2 separate regions of the Homo sapiens genome follow, and region 1 is linked to region 2. The links are chromatin loops, found by intact Hi-C in ENCODE. Cell type or tissue: gastrocnemius medialis. All regions are shown on one strand. Each heading gives the region's core, and the rest is flanking DNA. Links, peaks and the distances in the headings are about the cores only.

Evidence for each region. A loop is a pair of places that touch in the nucleus more often than their neighbours do. Peaks named below come from ENCODE experiments on the same cell type or tissue, not always from the same donor. Only the 100,000 strongest peaks of a DNase experiment are listed, where the experiment ranks them.
Region 1: a loop joins it to region 2, with 4 times the contacts of the local background. A loop is called at or near these places in 1 of 110 quality-filtered maps.

Annotation. Positions count from the first base shown.
Region 1 is chr1:230,849,366-230,865,475 of GRCh38, reverse strand. C1orf198 (chromosome 1 open reading frame 198) reads left to right here. Exons shown (of 4, transcript NM_032800.3): 2 at 9,758-9,808. Among named protein-coding and RNA genes, the nearest start is that of C1orf198, 11 kb to the left of the region's middle. RefSeq lists enhancers at 9,035-10,234, 13,241-16,110. In gastrocnemius medialis, for the core only: no CTCF peak of the experiment used is centred there; DNase peaks (open chromatin) are centred at 1,815 and 3,345; H3K27ac peaks cover 3,900 bases.
Region 2 is chr1:230,712,674-230,725,967 of GRCh38, reverse strand. AGT (angiotensinogen) reads left to right here and starts at 11,846. Exons shown (of 5, transcript NM_001384479.1): 1 at 11,846-11,882. RefSeq lists a silencer at 331-625. In gastrocnemius medialis, for the core only: no CTCF peak of the experiment used is centred there; a DNase peak (open chromatin) is centred at 11,787; H3K4me3 peaks cover 1,310 bases; H3K27ac peaks cover 2,677 bases.

The DNA.
Region 1 (16,110 bases), core at 1,786-5,785, 150 kb before region 2:
ACAAGGCATTTTAGCTTAGGGTACTTCATCCTCCCATAATCTTTACCAACTCCTTTAAAAATCCCCACGTGTGAACATATGATCTCAGTAAAAAAGCATGGAAGTATAGCTTCAACCTAGGCCCCGGCCCCTTCCCACAGCCACCCAACCCCATTTTGTGGAGAATCTGGAGCTGCTGCTGGAAGAACGCTTCTCAACCAGCAAAAGGAGAGGAGCCGGTGGAGCCCCATGTCCTGGATTCTTGTCCTGGCCATGCCAGCAGCAAGGTGCCACCCCTCTTAAGGGGTAGTTTGCCTCTCTGTGAAGTCTGGTGGCAGAACCAATGGCTCACAGAGTTTCTTTCCAACTCGCTGGTCTGGCTTGGAGCAGGCCCAGACACTGGGGCCGTGCACTTTGGGTCCAGTATTTTGGTAAGAACATTAAGGCAGGTTTGCAAATGGATGCTTTTGACAGTCTTTCACCCACGCTGCTTGATTGCCACGTTCTTCCTCCAGCAGTAGGGTTTCGGGAATGGCTTAGTTTGGGAGGGGAAAAGTTTTTATTTTAGAGGGATCACCCTGTTTGCTTCTGCTGTTTCCTGTTATCTGCAAGGAGAAAACCCCACACACCTCTGAATTGTTAGGAATGTGTTCCTCCCTGCTCCTGCCCCCAATCTTCTTGTCACTGATCTAGCAAGATCTGAGTACATGGTGAGAGTTACAGGGTTCTGCGTTCTGTGATACATTCTTGGCTCCAGATGGGCCCTAAGCAGATGACTGGGGGAGCTTTGGCAGCTGGTGCGTCTTGTTCGCGTGGACCTACTTGCCTCTTCCATCTCTCCATACGGTGGAGCTGGGCAAGAAGGGTGTTTCAATATCCCTAATCGGGGTTTCACATGTTGTGGAACGTGGATTTTTAAAGAACCCGGAGCCAGACAGCTCTGTCCCCTCTTCAACAGCTTGGCATGATCCACTGCCGTGTCCCTCCAGTGCCTTCATCTCTGCTCCTCCTACAGGAACCTGAGGACTTGCTGTTGCTCTCTTATTCCTCTTGGCCTTAGCTTCCTTTTCTGAAGCTGTTTTTGCCTCCCTATGTCTGCTGCATTGCCTGTGGCTTCTTAGTCCTTAGGCTAGAGGCGGCTATGGGTACCTATGTTTAGCAAACTGCTGAGCTGCTACACCCGCTCTGTGTCATTAGGGCTACCTGCAAAAGACCTTTCTGCAAACCTAGGGGCCTGTGTGCTGGCCAGCCTAGAGGTTTGCTTTCTAAAATAAACCAATTTATTACAAAAGTTTTTACCTGTACATTATTGTTAAAAGTTTCAAACCAGGCAGAAGGAGCATTATAAAACAGCTGGTAGAATCAATCGCTTCAGAACTTTCTTGAGCCTTACATCTTTGTTAGATTTGAGTTTGGCTGCTGTGTGGCCTCTCAATGCAGGACCAATGACACATGAAGTTTCCTCATCCCCTTTCCCTTTAGTAGACTGGCCTTTTCTTTTTGAAATCTGACATTAAAAAAATAAAATAAAAATAAAAAAAAGGAAAAAGAAAATTAGGGAGTTGCTTTCTCAGCATTTTGGACTCATTTTTTAAGGAAGGTGGATGTTTGAATTATGATTCCCACCTTGTGCCTGCTGTATCCATGGATGTTTTAGAAAGGATAGCAGGGTTTTCTGAGTCCCTCTACCTGGGGCCCTGGGCAGGAGTTGAGATGGCCCTGCTTCAATTCCAGTTCCACGGGCTGAGAGGAGAGGGCGGTCGGGCCTGTTCTGTGAGCTTCCCTTTTATGTTGTGGGTTCTCTGCCCTGAGTAGCACGTGGCCTGCTGCCCTGGGAGCTCAGGCAGCAGCTTAGGCCTCTCCTCCCCAGGCACCTCTGCCTGCTGGCTCCTGTGGGAGGGTGGCCCAGTGGCAGCCAGGGAACAGGTTTAGCAAAGAAATGAAGTGACTTGGTCACAGACCTGCGGGGAGGGAGGGCAGGAAGCATGGCGACAGGTGTGGAGTCATCTTTTAATTGATAAGAGTCACTTTTACACTCTAAGCAAGGGATTCCCATAGTACTGGAGAAAATATCTATTTCTTCTTCTTCTTCTTCTGAATAAATGAAGGAAGATGAGACCTATTTGTTTAGACTTCCTGTCATATTTTGCTCATTTCTTTAGCATTTCCTCCACCTACTCTGTATCCTGTTTCCATTACCATGCTCATGCTGAGTTTTTGTTTTGCTGTAATCTATGGAGGCTTGAGTTTCTGGATTCGTATTCATGGTGGAAAACATGCCCCATGGTTAAATCAGGACTGTTTTTCTGTCTTTGCAACTGCAGTGTTGTATTTCCAGTTATGGAAACCCCCTTATCTCAGCAGAGTTAAAAATATTACAAGTCAAAGGGAAAAGCATGGATTCCATAAATATGTAAACAATGCTTGCTGAAAATAAGCAGTTGGTAAAAAAAGAACATATTTTAATCATTCTTCCTTACTCTCCTCTTTTTGAATAGACTTAATTTTTTAGAGCAATTTTAGATTCACAGCAAAATTGAGCAGAAGGTACAAAGTTCTCATTGCCTCTCTGGCTCCCACGCTACAGTGGTGCATTTGTGACAGCTGATGAACGTACATGGACACGTCGTTACCACCCAAAGTCCATAGTTTAGGGTTCACTCTTGGGTTGTCCACTGTATGGATCTTGACAAATGAATAATGACATGTACCCATCACTATAATATCACACAGAGGAGTTTCACTGCCCTAAAAATTCTCTGTGTTCCACTTACTTATCCTTCCATCCCCCCAACCCCTGGCAACCAACGATATTTTAACTGTCTCCATGGTTTTGCCTTTTCCAGAATGTAATATGGTTGGATTCATACAGTATGCAGCCTTTTGAGATGGGCTTCTTTCACTTAGTGATACTCATTTAAGGTACTTCCATGTCTTTGTATGGCTTGGTAGCTCATTTCTTTTTCTTGCTAAATAATGTTCCATTGTCTGGATGTATCACAGTTTACTTATCCAATAACTGAAACACATCTTGGTTGCTTCTAAGTTTTGGCAATTATGAGTAAAACATCTGTGTGTAGGTTTTTTGTGTGGACGTAAGTCTTCAGTTCATCTGGGTAAATGCCAAGGAATGTGATTACCTCACTCCTGTAATATATTTATTTGTGGAGGAATAAATATAGAAATAACTATAGCAGAAGCACAGTTGTGCATGGAGCTGTGGTTGGGAGGCCCTCAGTTGGTCAACATGTCCAGGGTGCTGTCATTATCAGTGACAACAACCAGTGTTGTCACTCGGTAATTAAACCTTACAGTTGATCCACAGGACAGGCTCTGGCATCTCTGAGGGAGTGATGGGCACGACACAGCTCACCAGGAACAACGTGTTCCACCCTGGATGAACCAAGATGGCCAGGCCACCTGGCATCACTACAGGGTGACACACTCTGCAACCTATGGGACTTTCTGTCCTGCTCACATGCTCTGCTCTCTAAGCCTTATTTCTCTAGCTTATAGAATTTCTCAGTTTACATTTCTTACCTTCAAGCCAAGATGCCACAGGTGTCAACCAGAAACTCTCCTTATTTATGGATTTCAGGAAGACGATGACCATTTCTGGCATCAATACGCGTGTTGCCGTGTTCCAAGATCCTGATGCTGTTTTAGAATCACCCCAGAAAGCCCCTCACTCCCCGCCTAGCTGTTTTTCCTGGAACAGCTTGTGGAGGCCCTAAGGGAGCCCCCATGCTGGACAGCTCCCTCTGCAGGCGCTATCCATCCACACACCAGAAACACTTGCAGAATGTGATGAATATCAGGATGTTTGTTATGGTTGTAGCCTGTGGTATGCTGGAGCCGGCTCTGGGGGAGTGAGGCGAACTAGCCCTGACTTCTAGCATTTGCTGGTTGCCATGACCAGATACTCCACCATGGCCCGTTGCACGCTGTTGGCGTGACTCACGGGATGCATATCTGGGCACCGCGCTATATGGTATTTCCACCTTACACATACAATGGATGCAAACAACCTTAAGACCATGGATAATAGTAACTGTATTGAAATGATGAGTTTCTAGTGTTTATTACTTTTTTTGGGGGGGGCACACTTTAAAAAAATTCAGTTTTTACAGTAGTTTTAGGTTCCAGCAAAATTGAGCGGAAAGTACAGAGAGTTCCCACACAGACCTTTCCCAAAATGTACACACAGACGTGCATATGCACACAGCCTTTCCCACCACCAACATCCTAAACCAGAGTGGTGCACTGATTACAATCAGTGAACCTGCATTGTTTTTATCATTGTCAACCGAAGTCTCTGGTTTACACTAGGGGTCGCTCTTGGAGGTATACGCCATGATGGTATCATACAGAGGGGATCCATTGCCTTAACAGAAATCCTCTGTGTGCCACCTGCTCATGCCTCCCGCCCCCCAGGCTCTGGCAGCCACTGATCTTTTTACTGTCTCTGTAGTTTTGCCTTTTCCAGAATATCATATAGCTGGAATCATACAATATGTAGCCTTTTTAGATTGGCTTCTTCCACTTAATAATATTCATTTGAGGTTCCTCCATGTCTTTCCATGACTTTTTATTGTGGTAAAATACATACAACATAAAATTTACCGTTTTAACCACTTTTCTGTGTATAGTCCGAGGCATTTAGTACAGTCTCAATGTTGTGCAATCATCACCACCATCCATTTCCAGAACTCGTGTATTATTTAAAGTGAAACTATATCCTTTAAACAATGAAACTCTGTATATATTAAACAATAACTCCCCATTTCCTGGCCTCAGTCTCTGATAACCTCTATTCTACTTTCTGTCTCTATGATTTTGCCTACTCTAGGTACCTTATATAAGTGGAATCACATGATTTTTATCCTTGTGTCTGGCTTAGTTCACTAAGCATAATGTCTTCAAGGTTCATCCATGTTGAAGCATGTATCAGAATTTCCTTCCTTTTTAAGACTGAATAATATTCCATTGGATGGATAGACCACATTTTGTTTATGCATTCATCATCTGTCAGTGGATACCTGGTTGCTTTCATCTTTTGGCTATTGTGAATGGCACAGCTATAAACATCGGGGTATAAGGATCTCTGAGCCCCTGCTTCCAGTTCTTTCGGGTGTATACCTAGGAATGAAATTGCTAGAACAAATGGTAATTGTATGTGTAATTTTTTGAGGAACTGCCGAACCGTTTTATATAATGGCTGCATCATTTACATTCCCACCAAGAGTGCACAAGGGTTCCAGTGCCTCCACATCCTACCAATACTTGCCAGTATCTGCTTTTTGATAGTAGCCATCCTTGTGGGTGTGAAGTATATTACCTTTATTTTTAATACAATGGACTTAATTGCAAGTTTGTATAATTCACCTTTTTAATCACAGCAGTTAAACAAGATATTTAACAACAGGTTCAAGAAATTCCTCAAAATTTTACAATCAGCTCTCGTTAGTTGGTGCAGGCCTGCTCCAACACACCTCTGGTTGCAGCCTTGCAGCCTCCAAAAATAAAAGTGTCTAGGAACCACAGAGTTCTTAAGCCCTCCAGTATCCATTTTTTTTATCAACAAGTAAAGAAGTAAACGCTGGCGATATGATGCAAACATGTATTCCAGCACTATGAGCAAAAAATATATGTTATTATTTTTAATTCTGTTTCATTTAGGATTTAGGAGGTGCACACTGAATTGAATGAACATTTCCCAGAGAAGAGCAAATACTCAAGGTCTCTGGGATGTTAGGGAAAAAGATTGTTTGTGTGTGTGTTTATCCCGGAGTCCTTGGAGCTGCGTGGGGACTGGCAGAGCCTCTTACATGTAGCGCTGGCCTCTGATAATTGCCAAGTGCTCTGTGTTTCTGGTGGCTTTCTATAGCTTCCCCCCTGCTTTTTGGCTTTCTGCTCTGGGATTTGGTGACCTGGGGCATCTTTCTGTTCTGCACTCCAAAGAAGTCATTGTTTCTGGAGAGATTCAGTGCTGCCCATTTGGTATGGATGCCTCTTACGGAATTTGACTCTGAGGATAAGTCCTGGCCAACAATGAAGCCCACTCTCTTGTCGTGTGGCCTAAGTAACAGATGTGTTTTGACACTTAGATGATTTCAGATCCTAGGCGCCAGAGAGGGGGGTGGGAAAGCCTTCCAAGCAGTCCTAGAAAAAGCATATGTGATTGGTCCAAAAGCATGTGCCTGGCCTCATTTTGGTTGCAGGCTGGTCACCATGGGAGTAGAAGAAAGGACAGCATTGTATGCGTGTGAGTGGGTGCCGCCACTTTGCAATTCTGATTCCATTTGCATCCAACAGCCCAGGGAGCCTGTTCTTGCCGCCAGTGCTTTTTTGTGGCTAGAGCGTGCAGTCCACGGCTGACATCAGAGCTTCCATCACATTTTTGTTTGGCATGTTTATTTTTGTTAAGCACTTTATTGTTTTTTATGAGCTCAGAATTACAGAAACCCAAGGAATCTGCCCCTTGACTTCATTTCTTGCTGGAGCAAACAGAAGACTATTGACTCGACACTAAGTAGGGGAGAAATCACAGTGTGACCCTTTCTCCTCCTGTGACCCCCTTGGAATTTCAGCTAATATGGGTTGCAGTCACTGGAGAGTTGACTGTCCCCAAGCTCTGGGCTAAGTCTTCGTTCCTCAGAGTGTTGTATTGAGCCACCTTCCAAAGCCAAAAGCCTTATTATTTTAATCTTTGCAGATTTCAAAGGGACTTAAGGTATATAATTAATATTTAGAATCATATCGAGTAACAGGGGAGTCCAGCTCCATCATGCCCCACCCTGGCCAGTCAGTGGTCCTGCCCTCTGCCTGCCCCGCAGGTGTTCATGCACTTCCTCTTTCCATTTGGGTGGCCAGTGGCCTGTCTGATTCTGGATGGAAGGAGCACCTTTGCCAGTTGATTTCCATTTACCTTTTTCGAAAGATCCAAAGCTGGATCTCTACTCTACCCTGTGGATGGCCGGTTCTTCCTCCTGGAACTAAGAGCTGTGAAGAGCCGGTGAAGTCTTAGGGGGTGTGTGAGTGTGGGGTGTGGAGGCTGGGGAGGAAAATCAACCTGTGAAAATATCCAGGCTTGTGCAGAGATCATTTATTCACGAAGAGTTAATGAATGATTAACTAGAATAAATGATACTTACATTCCATCAGCCTCTTTTATTTTTCCCATGTGAAAACAAAGCCCTTCTTGGTTTGATTGCTTCTAAACGGAACTCAGAGGGTTCTGAGGATTTTAGGGACTTTGGTTATTTAGCTCAACTGTACCCCTAGCATGCACACAGAGACGTGGACAAGGAGCCCCCTAGAGCTGAAGGCTGGCCCTCTGCCTCTGCTAGGAGACATCTAATCACAAAGCCTTGGTAACTCACATTCCTCCAGGCATCCATTTCCATTTTTGGAGGAATGAAGTTTGTGCATTGGGAAGTGACTTGAGTTTAACTGAAATTCCAAACAAAAAGGCAGTGGTTCCTCTCATTTTTAAAGGTTTTGCTTGACAGCCATGAGGCACTGCATACCAATCAGTTCAGAAGTCAGGATCATAAGCAAATACCATTACAGGACAGTGACTGTAACACTCTGAGGATGGGGGTCATCTTACTGTGCACATGGTCATTAGTTGCACACACTATGTGGTTCTCAGAACTGACTGTTTGATACACTTTAATGCAGCTTAACCCAGTTTGTAGGGCTTTTCCCTCACTTTTGTAATTCTTAATATTTATACCTAGTATCTTTGTTAGTGGTGTTTTTTTTCCTGATATAAATATATTTAGTCCTTTTATATGCTGTCCTGGGAAAATAAAGACCTGGATTCTGGCCTTTTGACAGTCTCCTCTCTGGGTTTTCCTTGCTCTTTATCCCCAGCATATGTGAAGTATTTGTGCCACAAATGTACCAGCCTCTACTGCACAGAGCCAAGGCACACAGCACAGCCATCAGGACACAGAACCAGATCTCTACCCTGTTGATGGCTGGCTCTTCCTCCTGGGGCCAAGAGCTGTGAAGAGCCTGTGCCCCCACATTGGGAAGTCTTGGGGGAGTGTGAGTGTTGGGAGCGGGTGATTGTGGGGGAAAATCAACCTGTGAAAGGATCCGGGCTTGTGCAGAGTTTGTTTATTCACATATTCTCAAAGAGTGAGTAAGCGTCCGCTACGGGCAGTCGCTGAGTCTTCCGGGCACTTGGGATAGAGAAGCGGACAAAGGCCCTGCTGTGTTGCCCCTGTCATCTAGGGTTGGCCGTGCTTGGGCTGTGCTGGGGAGTCATCACACACTTCCTTCCCTGTCCCCGCTTCTTGGGAATAGGCCTTCAGCTGCCCAGACCCTGGCATGCCTTCGTTATTTGAGTTCAAAGACTGACCTCCCACTGGCTGTTCATGTTAGGAGGCGTCTGCACAGAGAACGCACACTCGGGGTCTGGAAGGCTGAATGTGTACACTTATGTGTTGGTGAGGCACTCCCCCTGCGTGGGCCCTGGCATTTGCCCCCAGTGTCTGAGGCTAAGCTAGGGTGGCGGAGGCTCTGTCAAAAGCTGAAAGAAGAGGGTCTGTGGGCAGAACTGGTTTGCCCTGTAGAGGAGAGGGAAGCCAGACCCTTGACTTAGGGGCGCAGAGTCGGTGTACCTATGGGTGGGAAGAAGACAGTTATCCAGGGATACTTACGGAAGGACATAAATCACCTGGAGTTTTGGGGAGATATGGATATGATCTCCGTTTAAAATATTTTATCCCATTTTAGCCTGTATCACCCAATGTGTCCTGATTTTTTGTTCTGAAAATATGCTCCCAGTAGAAGCAGTCAGACATGGTGCACACCTGTAGTCCCAGCTGCTCTGGACACCCAAGGCAGGAGCATCCCTTGAGCCCAGGAGTTTGCGTCCAGCCTGGCCAACATACTGGGACCCCATCTCTTAAAACAAACCAACAAACAAACAAAAGTTACCCAATCGAAGCTGGACACAGATGAGACATTTGCTAGCACAGGAATAACTGCGGGTAGAGGGTGGGATATAAGGAAAGGTGGCTTCCCCAAGTCATTTGTGCAGGCCAGTGAACAAAACATACTGGATCCAAGGTCAAATTCGTAGTGATTGTTCTATAGGGCTCTTTCTGTCCTGTTCTGTTTGGTGGGGGTGGGGAGTGATTTCAGAGTTCTTGTTATAATTAGTCACATGGATTACATTGGCGTTTTTCTTCATTGATTCTGCTGATCCATGCCCTCGAGCTCTCTGGTAGGCCTGTTGGGGAGGAGGGGAGCTCCTGTATTGGCATTGACTGGCAGATTATGGCTTGGCGTTCTTTTCCCAGATTACCTCATTTAATCCTTACAACAGCCCTGCAAGGGAAGTATCATTTTGCTTTTACAAATGAGAAAACTGAGGCTCAAAAAGGCTGAGTCATCTTCCCATGGCCACACAGCTAATCATTGTTCAGGGCTGAGTCTGTGCCTGATTCTGCTGAGACCATCAAGCCCTCATCCACTCCTACTCATCTCATCTGTCTGAGTCCATTGGGGGGCCTCACCGGCATTCCCTGTTGTCTGTTTGGCTGGGGAGGGGAGTGTCTGGCAGCCTCAGCGGGAAAGATGAGGGAGCAATCTGATCAAGACGGTCAGCGCATTATATTGAGAGTGTCAAAGCATCAGGCTTGTTTAGAGCCAGGAGTTGGGATTATTCCTAAGTTTTGGTTCCCCCACGGTCCTGGGTGGATATTTGCATGGGGTATGTCTGGGTTTGAATTTCAGACTTATTCTCGATTTTTTATTTCAGGATCTAACTTGGCAAGATGAGCACTCTGCCCCTTTCTCCTGGGAAACAAAGGTAAGTTGGATTAAATTTAGATCTATTTGTTCTTTTAAAAAGAACTGAGTAGTTGTATATTTTTCTTTCAGCATTTGATGGACTCAGAAGACAGCCCCCTGACTGCCAGGCTGCAGGGGATGTGTCCATTGTTGGTAGAAAAGGAGGGGATGGGAGGAGCATGGTGAGGAATTAGGAAACTATTGTGTGTGGTTTGGTGATAGTGAGTTCAAAGTAGTAGTGCTTTCTGCCAGGGTCCAATGACGCCCCATGATGCCCATTGTCTAGGACTCCCGGCCAGCTTGGTTAAGGGGGCCAGCCCTCTTGGGGGCCCTGTCTCTGCTCATACCTCTGGTTCCCAGCACTTAGCACCTTGATGGGAGATGCCCCATAAGACAAAGCTTTGAGCAAATGGGAGGTGACGAGCTGATTGATAGACATAGACATCCATTTAGCTAATTCATCCCAACGTGGATCACTAATTCTGTCTCCCAGTCATTCTTCTTCTCATCATTATCATCATCATCACCAGAGTTGCTTAAGAGCATCAAGCTTCACTGATTTTAATTCATTTTCCCCATCTCCTAAGTTGCCCCAGTAGAAGTACATTCATAAGCAAAATGACTAAAAGACAGGTGTCTTTAACCCAAGGGACAGAAATAAAAGACCAAGATTTTCTGAATTCTGGAACATTTGGTGATGTGTGTTGGAGGGTTCTTTACGTCATGAGAGTGTGTTACAGACAGAGACGGTGGTGAGCCTGGAATAGGGCTCGGACTGCTGGGCAGATCAGGGTTTTTAAATACTGATACCTCAAGGCACTTGTTTTTTGGTTTTTCACTTGTCCACATCATTGCTGATCAGAGCCCTCATCCCAGCAGGAGACCTATGAGGAGGGTGGGCCAGAGTGGTTCATGAAGGACCCTGAGAGGCCCTCATGTTGGCGACTGTGTCTTAAAATGAAATATTGCCCAAGGGTTCAGATGGACACAAGGACAGCTGACACTGTTCTTGGCACACAGACAGTATTTAGTAAGCTATTGCCGATTGCCCTGGGTGAAGTGAGCTGGCCTCAGGGCGTGGGAGCGTGGGACAATTGAGATGAGTGTTAGAGTTAAGAGGTGGTTTTGGGGAAGGCATGGCATTAATGTAGTCTCCCTAGGGATCGGGTACGGGTTGCAGGGGTGACCAGCACTGTCTTGGGAGAGAGCACAAGATGTTAAGGAGCCGCCTGCAATTGGAATAGCTTCTAAATCCAACACTGGATCCTGTGTCTACTGACATTGCAAAGGAAGTCATAAGTGGGTAAAAAGTGCATCATTACATTGATTCTTAGCCAGGGCCCTCAATATTCCTCTTCTATGGGCTCCCAAAATGGGTAATTGTGAGAAGTACTAATCCTATAGATGATATCTAGTGGTAATAGCCAGATAGATTCTCTGTGTGTTGGAAATGAGCAGCCTTGGGTATGGTGACCCAGAAAGCAGTGCAGATTTTCCTGGACTGGGTCTATATTTGAAGATATCATAGTGATAAAGGCAAAGGAAAGTAAAAAATAGTTAAAGTGTCCTAAGACCTAAGCTCATCATGTTCCCCACGAGAACATCTGTTCTCTTAAGAATTTAGCTTGTTAAATGTTCCTGAATCAGCTATTTGTGGGACAGGACATTTCATCTTTTATTAACTTGGCATAAATGACATTCTGGGACAAGGTGGTGCAGCTCCTGGAGTGGCCACTGATACAAGCACAGCTGCTGGGGCCAGAGTGGGAAACAGGTGCCTGGCGAAGATCTCGAGAAAAAAGAGAGCAAGTACAGTCCACTTGAATCACACTTGTGCTGAGAGGCTCATTGTCCACAGATGCCAGCATATCTGGTCCCTTAGGAACCAGTGTAAGTTGAGGAAGCTTGCTAAAATCTGGTTAATATGTGTCACCCATCAGAAATTGCATCCTTTTAGTAAAGTGTAGTCTTCATAGCTCAGAGTTGGCAGTTTCATTTCATACTCCTGTTAGATTAGAGTTCCAGTTTGTTTCACAAACTGTTGGGCTCACTCTGTGTCCTCACCTTCCTGTTTGATCTCTCGAGGTCAGACTTACTATAGTTTACTATTAGAAACGTCTAGGGGCAAAATAGAGCGTATCTCAGAGAGCAAGGGAGCTGTCCCTTCCTCCTTCTTCACTAGGCAGTGCCGAGTTTTAAAAAGCCCATCACTCATTCCTCCTTTGTCTTAACCCTGGAGTGCCCTGCCATCCTGCTTGAAGAGATTTGCCAAACTCTTCTTAGGACTTAAAGGCTTATAAGATCTTCATTGGAGAGCCACAAACAGGAGGTGGCTTTAGTGAAGGTAGGACCCCCTAATCTCCAATTGCAGGACTGGAGGGAGACTTGGACCCCATTTCTTGTTACCTCTCAACTGATGCCTTCCTCACTCTATCAGTTCTCTATAGATGCATAACAAACTTAATGGCTTGAAGCAGCATTTTATGTGCTCATGATTGTGTGGGTCAATGATCGGAGCAGGGCTCAGCTGGACTGTTCTTCCGTTGGCCTTGCCTGGGATCACTTATGTGTCATCTGATCGCCTGATGGGAGCTGGGTGCTCTGAGAACCTTGCTCACGTGTCTGGTTGGTGCTGGCTGTTAGCTGGGCCACATGTCTCCAGCAAGCCAGCCTGGACTTCTTCACACAGAGGTGGAGAGATCCGTGTGCGGGAACGGAAGCCTACGAGGACTCTTTTGAAGCTTAGGCTGGGCAATTGCATAGTATCACTTCTGCTCTGTTCTGCTGGTCAAATCAAGGCACAAGCTGGGCCAGATTCAATGTTTGAGGAAAGAGATTGCACCTCTTGATAGAAGAGCTGCAGAGAGTTTGCACCCATTTTAAATCTAAGATTGTATGATGTCATTCATTCCTTGGTTAACCTTGGCCATTTCTTTCCATTTTTAATTAATCACTCATTGATTTTTTTAAGTTTTATTTTTAATTGTGGCAAAATACACACAACATAAAATTTTCCATCTTAATCATGTTTATGTGTATAGTCTGGTGGCATTCAGTACATTCACATTTTTGTGTAAACATCACCATCATCCATCTCGAGAACTCTTTTTAAAAATTATTACTTTTTAATTGACAAATGAAAAATTGTGTATATTTATGATGTACAACAAGATGTTTTGATACGTGTGTACATTGTGGAATGATTAAGTCAAGCTAATCCACACCTCCAGAACTCATCTTGCAAGACTGAAACTCTGTTCCCATTAAAGAATGACTGCCCCCCACTCTCACTAGCCCATGGCAGCCACCATCTATTTTCTGTCTCTGAAATCATTCATTGATTTTTTTTTTCCAGTAGATATTTATTGTATACCCCGTTTATGTCAGACATTATGCTGCAGGCCCAGAGTTGAGCATATGCCACTTCTGTGCTCGAACAACAGCTCAGTGAGTGGACAGCTGTGTTTGGTGGCAAATCTCACTCAGCACAAAAGCTATAGCCACCGAGTCACTCCAGTCATTTTCTCCATACGTTTAACCCAAATTTGTACACATGTTGGGTAGATGTAACCTCATGCCCTTCTTCAGCTATTCAGTTCAACAGACATTTAGTGGATGCCAGCAGAGTGCCCAGCTCTGACTTCTCCATCCCCTGACGAATCTACCTACACAAGGGTAAGCCTGACCCAAGGTCATGGCCATGGGCAGAGTTAAGAATCGCAGGGATTTTTGGTTTCTCACCCAACTGCTGCACCTCTGTATGGGTTCCTTTCTCTTGGCCAGCCCATGACCATTCCACCTCCACAGAATGAGCTGCGGTTGTGCTTGGGACCTGTGGTCGCTGCCCCCATGCAACGCAGCTTTGATCAGGAGAGCTCGCTGCAGCCTCACAGTAGCAGCTGTGCACCCACCTGGTTTTCCAGCCTGTCCACCCTGCCTCGGTTGCCTCCTCTGAGGCTGATCGTGGCTGTGGTGCCTCTGTTACCCAGACTTCTTCCATCACAGAAGGGAGGCCTGCCTGTCCCAGAAGGGTGGGGGTGGTCGTGATTGTCATCTTTTCCACTCATCTATCAGCTTGGCAGGCGTGCCAGGGGAGAGGGGGCCAGTGGGGACCTAATGTTGCATTCCTGTCTCATGCTACTGCTGTTTCGAGAGGAAAAAACTCAGCACTTAGAAGGCTCCAGACAGGAGGAGGCAGGGAGTGGAGAGAGGATTCTTTACATTCCCCAGGCGGTCTGGGCTGGAGAATTCAGAGGAGAAAATGCCTTTGGGGCAGGTCAGGCCCTGCTTCAAAGTTGGCTGGGCTCTTGGGACCCCATCCCCAGCCTTGGTTGGCTGGGCTCTTGGTTGGCTGGGCGTTGTGACCCTGTCCCCAGCCTTGCCCCTCCCCCAAGCTGTCTGGCTGCTTCTCCTTTCTGGCTACCCCCTTCCTTCACCTGATGTCCAGCTGCCTATTAGGGCAGTAAGTAGGTTGGGCTGGGGATCGGTTCCTTGATTTCATGGGTATCAAAAGATCTTGGGGGGCTAATATAGATCATTCCCAGAGTAGGGAAGCCTTCCAGACGCCTCCTTGGGAAGATACATAAGCATTTATGAGCACAGGCCCTTCCTCTGTGCTGTGCCCATGATAGGGATGTGTGTGTACTCTGAATTCTTTCACCCTTGGGAGGCTGGTGTCCCTGTTCACGCTGTGGGTCAGGACACCGGGATGCAGGGGGTCAGGTGCCTGGCAGGTCGAGTGGGCGGAGAGCAATTGGAGCTCAGGTCTATCTGTGACTTTCGGGGCTTTGCTGCCCATGGTGGGACAGAAGGGCTGTTCCAGCAGGATGTTCCTGGACATAGAGGATTCATTGGCTCTGCTCAATGGTTCCTCCTCACTACCAGTCACGGGGCTTCTGAGAGGCAGGACACCATGGGGCTGCATCCACCCACCCGCAACTTGGTCTCTGTGCTTCTCACCGAGACCCCCATCTCTGCCCAGCAGTCCCCTCCCTCCCTCCTGCCCTTCCTCTGGGCTGTGCCTCACCCCTTCCTGAGACAACAGCAGACCCCTGTGTGCCCCTGCTCTTGGCCTTTCCCTGCTCTCCATGTGTGTGGGACGATGCGTCACTCGCTCAGCCCTGCCCTCAGCCCTGCACTGCCATCCCACAGGCTCTGTTCTCACCCACCTCAGGGACCATGTTCTCTTGGACCTCAGTGTTTTGCTCCGTCCCCTGACCCCTATCCACCTGAGAAGGCCCCACTTGCCCTCCAGACTCAGCACAAATCCTCTTTTAACAGTTGTCCCAATCAGGAATCTCACCACGTGCCGGGTCTGTGCTGAGCACCCTCCCTGCATTGCAGAGTGTAATCCTCACAGCAACCCACCTTACAGATGAGGAAACTATGGCATAAAGTGAAGATGTGAACCAGGCAGTCCTAAGCCCAGTGCTGGGCTCTTAAGCCCTATGCAGCTTCCAGAGTTACCCTCTTCCCTGTTACCGTTAGGAAGCACTGTGATAGAGGAAAAATGGGGATCATGCTGATGAATTCCTTGTTGGTGCGTCTTTGTCCCTGTGAGATGATGAGCCCAGAATGGCAGACACAATTATTTGTCCCTTAACCTTGACAACCCTGGGGACTGGTGCACCTCTGCACCCATTTCCTGTTGGGCCTCAGCTGAGTTCTCCCTGGCTGGTGTTTTTTGCCTTAGAGGCTGACGGGGTGGATGTTTGTTTGCTTACGTTCACGCCCCGTCTCTTTGGGCCCCTGGGTTTGTCCCTGTCAGCTGCCACTTCTACTAAATTTGTGATTCTAAAGGTTTTTAGTATCCTCCTGCTCATCTTCCTCCTCTTCCCTCTTTGGAGGGGAGGTGGGAAGAATAGATGTTAAGTGGTTGGTGAATGTATTAGGATTTGCTCCAGTAAATGATGATCTTTTCTGACAAGGCTTCTGTAGCCTTTGTCTCAACAATTTAGATCTGTCCGAGGCTGCCAAGCCAAACAGTTAGTTTTGGCAGCCTGCACTCGTCTTTTACTGAAATATTACACATTCCTCTTCAGTGAGTGGGACGTTAAAAATAGACACTGGGCTCGGTTGTGGTCCTTCTGTTTTTAGAACAGACATGGCCAACTGAGACCCAGTTCCCCGCATGGGGTGACTGACGCCCAGCCCTGGCCTGGCTGGAGGGAGTCCTCCCAGCAGAGCCTCCGTGGGCACTTGGGACATTGAGGCTGGGCTGTCAGTGTTGCCGTCAGGAGGGACGGCTTCCTTGTGGACTCTCCTATCTCCCCTGTCTCAAAGACTATAGAAGACCACTAAGTTGCATCCCCAAACCCCGGC
Region 2 (13,294 bases), core at 9,295-13,294:
CATTAAGGTGAGCAAAGCAGTTGTTGTGGGCACTTCTCTTCATGATGATGTTCAGTCATTTAGGTCTCTGTGGAATGGCTGGCAGGAGGCCCTAATGGTGACAGAAATCCCAGTGACTACTGTCCTACTGGCTCTGGTTGGGAGCCTTTCCTAGCAGTCCTACCATGACTGGCCTCTTGGATCCACTCTGAATTCTTCTACTTCTCTTTGCAGTAGAAAGGCATTAACTGATATTTCTCTTTCCAAATTTCTTTGCAATGTTTTCTGTAGAAGAACTGAACATTAAATAAATATTATTTCTAGAACTCAGTTTTCGCAAAAGATAGCATTTCAGTCCCACAAGAGCAATATTTATATCATTGCAACTATGGGGCTTCGGTGGGAAAAGGATGACAATATTTTTCCATTTGGATAGCTGTTTCTTATCTAAACTTATTAAATGGTGAGCAGAACTCTTCATTGTAGACTTTTCCCAACCCTGAGTGCCAAAGCAAACACACAAAGTTCGGACCACTGACATGTTGCTGCAGTAGTATAAGGGCAAATAAGTCTGAATGGAGATAACAGACTTGGAAACGGTACTTTGTGTCTCTACTTTCATGGTCCTTCCCTCTACTGACATGGAAATAGCACCCTAGGCCTGCCCGGGGCCATCCCTGAACTAGGGATGCATCCCCCGTCAAAACAAACTGAGGACATTGGATAATTCACATTTTACATAACAGTATTTTACTCAGATTTATGTGGCTGCTGATGAATTTTCATCAAAAAAGTATTTTCTGGAATAAAATCCATTAAACCAATTTAATCCCTTAATCAATTTTTATGTAGTGTAGTTAAATCATTTTTATTTTTCTAAAAGTTAATGAAACATTTTCTATTTTTATTTCTGAAAAGTAATTTTCATCAGGATAGATTCTTTTCCATTTAAAGCTTATAATAAAGAGCTAATTAATCAATTGATTTTTGTCCCCATCAGATTTTCCTGAGTATAGCTTCTGCTACTGTGAGTTTTCTTTTATGGCCAGATCCAAAGTTTCCTTTTGTTTTATTTTTCCCCTGCTGTAGTCAAGTCCAATGTCTCAGGCTCAAATTCTGCACATCTAAATTTTGCCAGCAATATTCTGTTTGTTTGTTTGTTTGTGACAATGTCTTACTCTGTTACCCGGACTGAAGTATAGTGGCATGATCATGGCTCACTGCAGCTTTGACCTCCTGGGCTCAGGTGATCTTCCCACCCCAGCCTCCTGAGGAAGCTGGGACTACAGGCACGTGCCACCAAACCTAGATAATTCTTTGTATTTTTTGTATAGATGGGGTTTTGCCATGTTGCTGAAGCTGGTCTCAAACTCCTGGGCTCAAGTGTTTCACCCACCTCAGCCTCCCAAAGTGCTGGTATTACAGGTGTGAGCCACTGTGCCTAGCCAGCAATATTCTTTTTAATCAGTTTTCGATTGGTGAAAAAGTGACTATTTCTACCTATAATATTCATTATGGATTGGATAAAACATATTGTCTAATTATTTTGGTGTCATTATATTCAGAATTCCCAGTATAGTCATCCCTTCATACAGGAATGGAATAATAAAATTATACATTAAATAAGTGTTGTAAATACAGTAGATGTTTCTAAAGCTAATTTTTAAATGAAAGGACAATATATAAGTCTATAGCTAACTCCTCTGTCATGCACAATCTGAGTTAACAGAATAGATTAGGGGTTAGCAAGCTTTTTCTATAAAGGGCCATGTAATAAATATTTCAGGCTTTGCAGTTCATATGTTCTCTGTTGCAACAACTCAACTGTGCTGTTGTAGCACAAAAGCATCCTGGACTATTCATAAACTAATGAGCATGGCTGTGTTGCAATAAAACTTGTTTACACAAACAGATGGTGGTCCAGCCCAGATTTGGCCCATGGGCTGTAGTTTGCCAATCCTTGGAACAGATAAATGTTCATGCTATTATTTGTTTAGTAAGAGTATTCTTTAGTTGCCAGGTTGACCATGAACTACCATAAATAGAGAGCTCCTGGAATGTACATTGGAAAAGTTTTTCTTTTTGTCCAGTTTTTCAGGATCACAGCTGTTATACAAAGCTCTGTGTACCAACAATGCATATATCACCAGGCTCATATACAATTTTCTTAGAGGAGCTCAATACCCTGTGGACTTAAATTAAGAACCATAAAACTGCTTGAGAGTGGACAAAGAGAAGATAACCATTTTTCCTATCTTACTGAAAATAGAAGCAGAACAATCACTCGGACTCACATCATAGGACTAATTATGGATGGAGCATATTAGATGATAAAATAAAAACTAACAGGAAAGGAAAGCATGACACTAGCTTTGGTATTCAGTCATGGCTTAGAGTTACTAGCCTCATCTGGGTATAGCAGACAAGCTCTGGCCTTAGGAAAATATTATACTCTACACTTTGATGACTCCCCTAAAAACAAAACAACTAAAACAATTGTAAAAAGCAAAGCCTATTACAAAGAGGGAGCCAAAATTCAACATGAAATATACTGTGCTTAATAGAATTGAATTCTTGAATAATGTTCTTCTGGCCTCCAAGTGAGAATAAAGGTTGTGCTATTTAAGAATGTTTTTCAGCTGCACATAACTGCCTGTATTAGTCCATTTTCACACTGCTCTAAATAAATACCTGAGACTTGGTAATTTATAAGGGAAAGAGGTTTAATTGGCTCACAGTTCTGCATGGCTGGGGAGGCCTCAGGAAACTTACAATGATGGTGGAAGGGGAAGGAGGCACCATCTTTGTAAGGCTGGAGAAGAGAGAAAAGTGTGTGTGAAGGAGGAACTGTCAAGCACTTATAAAGCCATCAGATCTCATGCAAACTCACTCTCATGAGAATAGCATAGGGGAAATCGTCCCCATGATCCAGTCACCTCCCTCTCTTGACACATGGGGATTACAGGTGCCTCCCTTGACAGGTGGGGATTACAATTCGAGATGAAATTTGGGTGGGGACACAGAGCTAAACCGTATCATTCTCCACCGGCCCTTCCCAAATCTCATGCCTTTTCAGATTTCAAAACCAATCATGCCTTCCCAACAGTCCCCCAGAGGCTTAATTCATTCCAGCATTAACCCAAAAGTCCAAGTCCAAAGTCTCATCTGAGACAAGGCAAGACCCTTCTGCCTAGGAGCCTGTAAAATCAAAAGCAAGTTAGTTACTTCCAAGATACAGTGGGGGTACAGGCAGTTGGATAAATTGGCCAAAACAGAAGGGCTACAGGCCCCATGCAAGTCCAAAATTCAGTGGAGCAGTCATTCAATCTTAAAGCTCCAAAATGATTGCCTTTGACTCCATGTCTCACATCCAGGTCATGCTGATGCAAGCAGCAAGGTCCCATGGCCTTGGGCAGCTCCACCCCTGTGGTTTTGCAGGGCACAGCCCCCTTCCTGGCTGCTTTCACAGGCTGGCATTGAGTGTCTGTGGCTTTTCCAGGTGCATGGTGCAAGCCAGGTGGATCTACCATTCTGGGGTCTGGAGGATGGTGGCCGTCTTCTCACAGTTCCACTAGGCAGTGCCCCAATGGCAACTCTGTGTGAGGGCTGCAACCCCACATTTCCCTTCCACATTGCCCTAGCAGAAGTTCTTCATGGGATCTCCACCCCTGCAGTAGACTTCTGCCTGGACATCCAGGCATTTCCATACATACTCTGAAATCTAGGTTCCCAAACCTCAATTCTTGTCTCCTGTGCACCCACAGGCCCAACACCATGTGGAAGCTGCCAAGGCTTGGGGCTTGCACCCTCTGAAGCAATGGCCTGAGCTGTACCTTGGCCCCTTTTAGCCATGGCTTAAGCTGGAGGGGTTGGAACGTAGGACACCAAGTCCAGAGGCTGCACAGAGCAGGCGGGCCCTAGGCCTGCCCACAAAACCATTTTTCCCTGTTAGGCCTCCAGGCCTGTGATGGGAGGGACTGTGGTGAAGGTCTCTGACATGCCCTGGAGCCATTTTCCTCATTGTCTTGGTGATTAACATTTGGCTTCTCATTACTTATGCAAATTTGTGCAGCTGGCTTGAATTTCTCCCAAGAAAATGGTTCTTTTATTTTCTACCCCATCATCAGGATGCAAATATTCAAAACTTTTATGCTTTGCTTCCTTTTTAAACATAAGTTCCTATTTCAGATCATTTCTCTCAAGTTCAAAGTTCCCCAGATCCTAAAGGCAGGGGTAAAATGCTGCCAGTTTCTTTGCTAAAGCATAGCAAGAGTGACATTTGCTCCAGTTCCCAATAAGTTCCTTATTTCCATCTGAGACCACTTCAGACTGAACTTCATTGTCAACATCTCTATCAACATTTTGGTCAAAACCATTCAACAAGTCTCTAGGAAGTTCTAAACTTTCCCACATCTTCCTGTCTTCTGAGCCCTCCAAACTGTTCCAACCTCTGCCTGCTACCCAGTTCAAAAGTTACTTCCACATTTTTTGATATCTTTACAGCAGTGTCCCACTCTCTGCAGTACTAATTTACTTGCCTAAAAATGCTGCAAATAGTACTCACACAATAGTGCAGAGATAGGCAATCATTTGTACTAGTTTAAATAACTCTATATGCCAAGCAAAAACCCAGGTGTTTTCTATCATTCTTTGCTTGCTGGCTTTTGGTCCTTACACTTGTTGCCTCATGGTTGCAAAATGGCTGTTTTGTCTCCAGACATTACATCAACATTTGAAGGAGGAAGAAGGGTTAGTGTCTGAGCCACTGACTCTGCTGATAAAAGGACAGAGAAAGCTCTCCCAAAAGCCCTCAACAGATTTCTGTTTGTCTCATTGGTCAGAACTATCTTACTTGACCACTAATGGTTACAGAGGAGAGCAGTGATGCAGGATTTTTCTCGGTCCCTTTGCCAGTCAGGGACCTCTTGCTGGTGATGCTGGAGGCCTTGCTTGGGGCACACTACCTGTCCCTGGAGGTGCCTCACCCAATCGGCCCCCCTGGGCCAGGTCTGGCTTGTATACCAGTTCCTGAGTTCTTGTCCCACGCCCAGAATGAATGAGGCTGTGCTGAACTCTGAAGGGTGAGGGTGATGGAGAAGAATTTTTTTGACCAATGAAACAGCTTTCAGTGGGGAGGGGATGCAGGGGTGGTCTCCCTACCAGAAGGTGGGAAAGTCCCCCATGTGGCTGGGTCTGGGGCTTTTTATGGACTCAGAATGGGGAGTATGTGTTGATTGGTTTATGAGTATGCAAAAAAGGTTAAAGCAAAGACTCTACTCAAAGGTGGGCATGACAGTGTAGAAAATCAGTTAGGAAAGGACAGGTATATGTAAAATAGGTGAAGGGTGGGGATCAATCAGAGGAAAGCACACCAAACAGGAAGACAAGTTCTCAATCTGGTCCAAGGATTTAAGTTGTAGCTTGGCTTTCAGGCTTTAAACTGTCTTCAGCTTGGAGGCGGGATTTCACCGGGGACCCGCCCCATCTGCCTAGGCATTTGGCTGCCTCCTCCTGCCCTTAGTAGGAAAGTGAGTGTTTCATTTTCTCAATTTATCTGTGGATGTGGACAAAGGGGAAAGGGGTAGGGAATAGGGGGTTGTAGTCAGCCTCCAACAGATTATTACCACTGAAATTGTGCCCTAAAGGATTAAAGAAGTCAGTAACTAACAGAAATTCTTGAGTTTGCAAGGTAAGAAACAACTTGCTCAAATGCTGAAACTCCCTCTGCTTGTGAGATAAAACTAGCAGAAATCAGTTGGAACCACCATGGCCAACTGGAGTTTGCACACAGTGAGCTTGGTGAAGTCACGGCCCGAATTTCTACCACGTGTTTCATATTAACCCCTTGAAATTTTCTCATGGGACCCCTGAGGCAACATGAAGAGATAACTGTGCAAACCTGAGGATTTTCTAGGCCTCCCCTTTCCTTTCACTAATCACCTACAATCCCAATATCCACCCCCTAAACCTTTTCTAATAAAATTATGCCCTGCCTTAAAGCCATCTCAGGGAGACAGGTTTGAGCTTGACCCCTGTTGCAATAGAAAGCTTTTCTTTTGTCAAAAACCCAGAGTCATAGCACTGGCTTCTAGTGCATCAGGCAGCAATCACTTTTTGCTTGATAACACCATTTTTCATAAGTACCTGAAACTGGATTCACTAATTATGTCAGCTAATGTTGACATTGATAGAGGTAAACGACTCATTTCTTATTTATAAATCTGCAACTGTTGACAAGAAAAGCCATTGGCTTGGTTATAACTTTTGAAATGTGCTGCAATTAGCCAGGTGTGGTGGCTCATGCCTGTAATTCCGGCACTTTGGGAGGCCGAGGCAGGCGGATCACGAGGTCAGGAGATCGAGACCACCCTGGCTAACACGGTGAAACCCCGTCTCTACTAAAAATACAAAAAATTAGCTGGGCATGGTGGCGGGCACCTGTAGTCCCAGCTCCTAGGGAGGCTGAGACAGGAGAATGGCGTGAACCCAGGAGGCGGAGCTTGCAGTGAGCCGAGATCCCGCCACTGCACTCCAGCCTGGGCGACAGAGCGAGACTCCGTCTCAAAAAAAAAAAAAAAAAAACATAATGATAATAATAATAATAAAAAATAGAAAGAAATGTGCTGCAATCACAAAATTTCCCAGAACTTTATCTTATATGACCGTTTTCCTCCAGCTCATGGACAGCTATGTCTGAATCAACAGCAGTCCATAGGGCACTGCCCGAGGTATCAGGTGATGTCTAAAAGGATTCAATAGGAGGAGCAGGCATCTGGGAATATACCAAAGGAAATAAAGTCAACACCTAGTAACAATATCTGCACTCCCAAGTTCAATGCAGCATTATTCACAATAGCCAGGATATGGAAACGACTTCTGTCTGTCAACAGATGAATAGATAAAGATTTGGCATACTGTATACACACAATGGGATACTATTCAGCCTTCAAAAAAGCATAAAGGCCAGGCATGGTGGCTCATGTCTTAATCCCAGCACTCCGGGAGGCTGAGGTGGGCAGATCACTTGAGCTCAGGAGTTTGAGACCAGCCTGGGCACCATGGTGAAACCCTGTCTCTACAAAAAAGTACAAAAAAGTTGGCCAGGTGTCATGGCATGCATCTGTAGTCCCAACTACCAGGGAGGCAGAGGTGGGTGGATCACTTAAGCCAGGGAGGTCAAGACTGCAGTGAGCCATGATTGTGCCACTGCACTCCAGCCTGGGTGACAAAGTGAGACCCTGTCTCACAAAAAAAAAAAAAAAAAAAGCGGTGTGGAACTGTGCCGCTTGCTACAACATGGATGACTGGAAGACATTATGCTAAATGAAACAAGGCAGATACAGAAAGGAAAATACTGCATGACCTCATTTATATGTGGAATCTTTTTTTTTTTTAAAGTGAATATACAGAGATAGAGAATACAACAGTGGTTACCAGGAGTTGAGGAGGAGAGCAGGGAGGAGATGTAGGTCAAATGATACAAAGCAGCAGATATATACGATGAACAAGTCTAGAGATCCAGCGTACAACATGAGGACTATACTTAAAAATGTCACATTGCACTTGGGATTTTTGCTAAAAGAGTAGACTTTACGTGTCCTTGCCACCTAAATGAGTAACTGTGAGATGATGGATATGTTAATTTTCTTGACTACCATAATCATTTTACTATCTTCATATCAAAATATCATGCTGTACACCTTATATAAATACAATAAAAATTATTATTAAAAAAGAAAGAACAGGCTGAGAATGGTGGCTTATGCCTGTAATCCCAACACTTTGGGAAGTTGAGGTAGGAGGATCACTTGAGACCAGTAGTTCAAGATCAGCCTGGGCAACATAGCAAGACCCTATCTCTACAAAAAATAAAAATAAAAAAATTAGCCAGATATGGTAGCATGCACCTGTAGTCCTAGTTACTCTGGAGACTGAGGCAGGAGGATTCTTTGAGACATGATCATGCCACTGCACTCCAGTTTGGAGGACAGAGCAAGACCCCAACTCTAAAACAACACACAAAAATACAGCCATTTCTCCTGGGTGAAATGGGGGAGCTCAGACTATTTTGTTTTATTTGTCAGGAGTCTAAAGCCCATGTGAGCCAACTTAAGAAAATTCTGTTTGTATTTGAGTGTTCTTTATTGGAAAGAAATGGACTTTTCCCTAATGAGCCCATTTTACAAATCGAGAGCTCCAAATGCCCGGTTCCAGCCCCCATGATATAGATGGGCAGCAATGAGGACCAGAAATGCTGGGAAGTGTCCTTGTCATGCAAGGAAAACTTGGAACTTCAAGGATCCATCATGGGATGCAGGACAGTAGGCTCCACCCCTCTTCCTGCTTTCCAGTAAATGATGTTCAGGGCTCACATGCCTCTTCCAAGGCATGATGTGGGGTTGCAGTTCTGATCCCAGCAGAGAACAAGGCTCCTGTGAAACAATTAGTTTTGGCTCAGAGGCAAAAAATGGAAACCCCATTCCTGTATTTACCCTTCATTCTTTCCTTACCTCATACAGCTGGTTCCAGGTTTGATTGCATCATATACATAAATAAATAATCTGCTTTCCTGGTTTGGTTTAGTTTTGCTGGAGAGAGGAGTTTATGTGTTCATCCCATGACTAGCTGGGTGGTCAAGAGATTGGAAAGTAGGAGTTCTAGTTTAGACCAAGTCTCATCTCAGAAACCACAGAGTAGAACTGATCCCAAACGTCATCATCCCTGTAGGGAAAAGAAAGAGAGATCAGACTGTTACTGTGTCTATATAGAAAGGGAAGACATAAGAGACTCCATTTTGAAAAAGAGCTATACTTTAAACAATTGCTTTGCTGAGATGTTGTTAATTTGTAGCTTTGCCCCAGCCACTTTGACCCAACCTGGAGCTCACAAAAACATGTGTTGTATAAAATCAAGGTTTAAGGGATCTAGGGCTGTGTCAAAGTGGCTGGGGCAAAGCTACAAATTAACAACATCTCAGCAAAGCAATTGTTTAAAGTACAGCTCTTTTTCAAAATGGAGTCTCTTATGTCTTCCCTTTCTATATAGACACAGTAACAGTCTGATCTCTCTTTTTTTTCCCTACATATCCCAATAGCACCTGCCTGACTAATACATCATGCTCTGCTGACTCCATATGTGGCTGGTTTCCTGGATCCGATTCTGACTGATGGTATCTGTTCTCACGCTGCTAATAAAGACATACCAGAGACTGGGTAATTTATAAAGAAAAAGAGGTTTAATGGACTTATGTGTTCCACGTGGCTGGGGAGGCCTCACAATCATGGTGGAAGGTGAAGGAGGAGCAAAAGCACATCTTACATGGTGGCTGGCAAAAGAGAGAAAGCATGTTCAGGGGAACTCCCCTTTATAAAACCATCAGATCTCATGAGACTTATGCACTATCACAAGAACAGCATCAGAAAGATCCACCCTCATGATTCAATTACCTCCCACTGGGTCCCTCCCATGACACATGGGAATTATGGGAGCTACAATTGGAGATTTGGGTGGGGACACAGCCAAACCATATCAGATGGCTTATTTGGTTTCTATGTAGAACCTCTGCTTTTCATTCAACAGTCTTCATTTAGCCACAGATAAGCTCTGTCCCTAACTTCCACTGATGGAATGTACACATAAGAAACTTCCACTGATGGAATGAACACAGAAGGTGCCTACTGGGAAGAAAACTGGCCTGAATCTGAGCTGGGTCAAATGTCTGCAGTCAGTTTGAATGGCTGCTCCTTATGGGAATAATTTACATTCTCAATAAAATTCTCTAGCAATTTTCTGATTGATTTTAATGAGCTTTAAAGCCTTACGTAGAAGATCCCCCAGCTGATAGTCAGCCTTGGGCATGGATTAAGGGCTTTTAACCAATCTTGCAACAAGTTTAAGCAGATATTCTTTATTGGGTCCAATCTAACCAAAATTATTTTCTTATGTTCTCCCCAGTAACGTGTCATTATTAAGAGAAGTTTGGCTTGCTTAGAGGCCAAATTTAGAGGGTCCTGAAATTTTATTTTCTTTTACACCACTTTCCAGCATGTTACCTGATCAGTTGTTTATTATCTTTGCTGTTGAATGGAGTGATCATTCCAAGGGCCCGAGGCAGGAGGCCCAGGCACAGTGGAAACTCTCCCAAAGACCAGGATCTTTGTTTTGTTCCCTGACATATGCTGAGCACCAGGAATAGTGAGTGAATGAAACAAATTGTGAGGCTTTAAAGAGCCGAAATATTTAAACACTGGGCACAAGGTTGTTGCTTAATCAGTGCTAGATCCTTACCTCCCCCTTGTGTCCAGGTGGACTTGTTACTGCAGTTAAACCACTTGCTGATCCTCAAACAACTAGTTAGTGGCACAGCCAGGCCTAGGACCCCAGTCTCTACTGTTCCAACTAACCCATTCGCAGGCAGGAGCACTTTGAATGGTCTCTTATTTTAAAAAAATTAAATTAAAATTGTCTATTTATTTAGAGACAGAGTCTTACTCTGTAGCCCAGGCTCGAGTGCAGTGGTGCAATCATAGCTCACTGTAACCTCCATCTCCTGGCCTCAAAAAGTGTTTGAATTACAGATGCGAGGCACTGTACCTGGCCCGAATGTTCTGTTCAGACAAAGCCACCTCTAAGTCGCTGTGGGGCCCCAGACAAGTGATTTTTGAGGAGTCCCTATCTATAGGAACAAAGTAATTAAAAAAATGTATTTCAGAATTTACAGGCCCATGTGAGATATGATTTTTTTAAATGAAGATTTAGAGTAATGGGTAAAAAAGAGGTATTTGTGTGTTTGTTGATTGTTCAGTCAGTGAATGTACAGCTTCTGCCTCATATCCAGGCACCATCTCTTCCTGCTCTTTGTTGTTAAATGTTCCATTCCTGGGTAATTTCATGTCTGCCATCGTGGATATGCCGTGGCTCCTTGAACCTGCTTGTGTTGAAGCAGGATCTTCCTTCCTGTCCCTTCAGTGCCCTAATACCATGTATTTAAGGCTGGACACATCACCACTCCCAACCTGCCTCACCCACTGCGTCACTTGTGATCACTGGCTTCTGGCGACTCTCACCAAGGTCTCTGTCATGCCCTGTTATAATGACTACAAAAGCAAGTCTTACCTATAGGAAAATAAGAATTATAACCCTTTTACTGGTCATGTGAAACTTACCATTTGCAATTTGTACAGCATAAACACAGAACAGCACATCTTTCAATGCCTGCATCCTGAAGGCATTTTGTTTGTGTCTTTCAATCTGGCTGTGCTATTGTTGGTGTTTAACAGTCTCCCCAGCTACACTGGAAACTTCCAGAAGGCACTTTTCACTTGCTTGTGTGTTTTCCCCAGTGTCTATTAGAGGCCTTTGCACAGGGTAGGCTCTTTGGAGCAGCTGAAGGTCACACATCCCATGAGCGGGCAGCAGGGTCAGAAGTGGCCCCCGTGTTGCCTAAGCAAGACTCTCCCCTGCCCTCTGCCCTCTGCACCTCCGGCCTGCATGTCCCTGTGGCCTCTTGGGGGTACATCTCCCGGGGCTGGGTCAGAAGGCCTGGGTGGTTGGCCTCAGGCTGTCACACACCTAGGGAGATGCTCCCGTTTCTGGGAACCTTGGCCCCGACTCCTGCAAACTTCGGTAAATGTGTAACTCGACCCTGCACCGGCTCACTCTGTTCAGCAGTGAAACTCTGCATCGATCACTAAGACTTCCTGGAAGAGGTCCCAGCGTGAGTGTCGCTTCTGGCATCTGTCCTTCTGGCCAGCCTGTGGTCTGGCCAAGTGATGTAACCCTCCTCTCCAGCCTGTGCACAGGCAGCCTGGGAACAGCTCCATCCCCACCCCTCAGCTATAAATAGGGCATCGTGACCCGGCCGGGGGAAGAAGCTGCCGTTGTTCTGGGTACTACAGCAGAAGGTAAGCCGGGGGCCCCCTCAGCTCCTTCTCGGTCTTGTCTCTCTCAGATGTAACTGAGCTGTGGGCTAGGAGGAAAAGGCCGGGAGGAGGCACGGTGATGACTGAAAAACCTCTCCCCTCTCATAAGACCAGTCATCCGGACGCGGGCTTTCCCCCACTCGGTGCCCACCTGGGGTCTTACAGGAGGAGCTGCTCCTCCTCAGCAATAGGACAAGATGGTCAGGTCTTCCTGCTTCCGCTGAGAAAAGTTAGGGTCCTCAGGAACGGAGCAGACTGGTACAGGAACAGAGTCATCATGGCCAAGAGTCCACCGGGTCCTCTTGCCATCAGGAGGAATAGCAGGGCTTGTGCAGGAATTGGGGCTGGAGGGAAGGGCCGGGCTCGGTCAGTCTCCAGCTGGGATCCCCAGAGTGGTCACCCTACCCCTCCCTCGAGACAGACTGCCTGACTGTGTGTCATCAGGCTGGTCACCATCTCCCTGAACCTCGATTTGCTCACCTATAAAATGGAACTAATAACGATGCCTGGGCTCCCTGTCTCAGGGGCTCTGGTATAGCTGAAGAGAACTAATATAACATGAAAGTGCTTTCTAAGCTTTGGGATAAGCTAAAAGGCAGATTCCAATTTTATTCGAGGGCAGCGTAGATTGGTGCTTCAGCTCGTGGATGACAGAGTCAGGGGGCCTGGTTCTGAGTCCTAGTTCTGTCTCTTCCCAGCTGTGTGACGTTGAACAAGTCACTGGACCTCTCTGTTCCTCTGCAAAACAGCATGAACCAATTCATTAACTACTTCTCCAGGATGCAGTAGGTCCCAGGGACTATCCTAGGAATGTGGGCTGTATTAGTAAACACAACAGCGGGAACCCTGTTCCGGGGCTCACATTCACATCAGAGCAAACAGACAAAGACGCTGGACAGAATAAGTGCATAACTACATGGTACAGAGGGTTATAAGGAGGGAAAAGGGGAGCTGGATGAGAGAGTTGAGAGTGCCCGGTGTGGTGGGGAAAGCTGCAGGGTGAAATACTGCATCAGGGAAACCTCAGGGAAGGTGAGGACTATGGTGAGGTCAGAGGGGTTGATATGAGAACAGTGCCCTGCAAATGGCAGGCACCACAGGAGCATGAGCCGTCATCTTCACCTTTAGCATTCAGCCCGGGAGAAGTAGGGAGACATAGAAGGGGCAGGTGCTGGCCAAGAGGCAGGGGCAGGAGAGGAGAAGGCGGAGGGGCACTCAGGGCGAGGGTGTCAGGCCCGCCACCCCAGAGCACCATTACTCCCAGGACGCGGCTGCGTGCAGACCTGGAACCAGCCTAGGGAGCAGCCGCAGATCACAACTGAGAACAAACGACAGTCTCTGCCTCAAAAATGGCCCATGGAATTGCGTCTCTGGAGACGCTGCCTGAGCAGGAG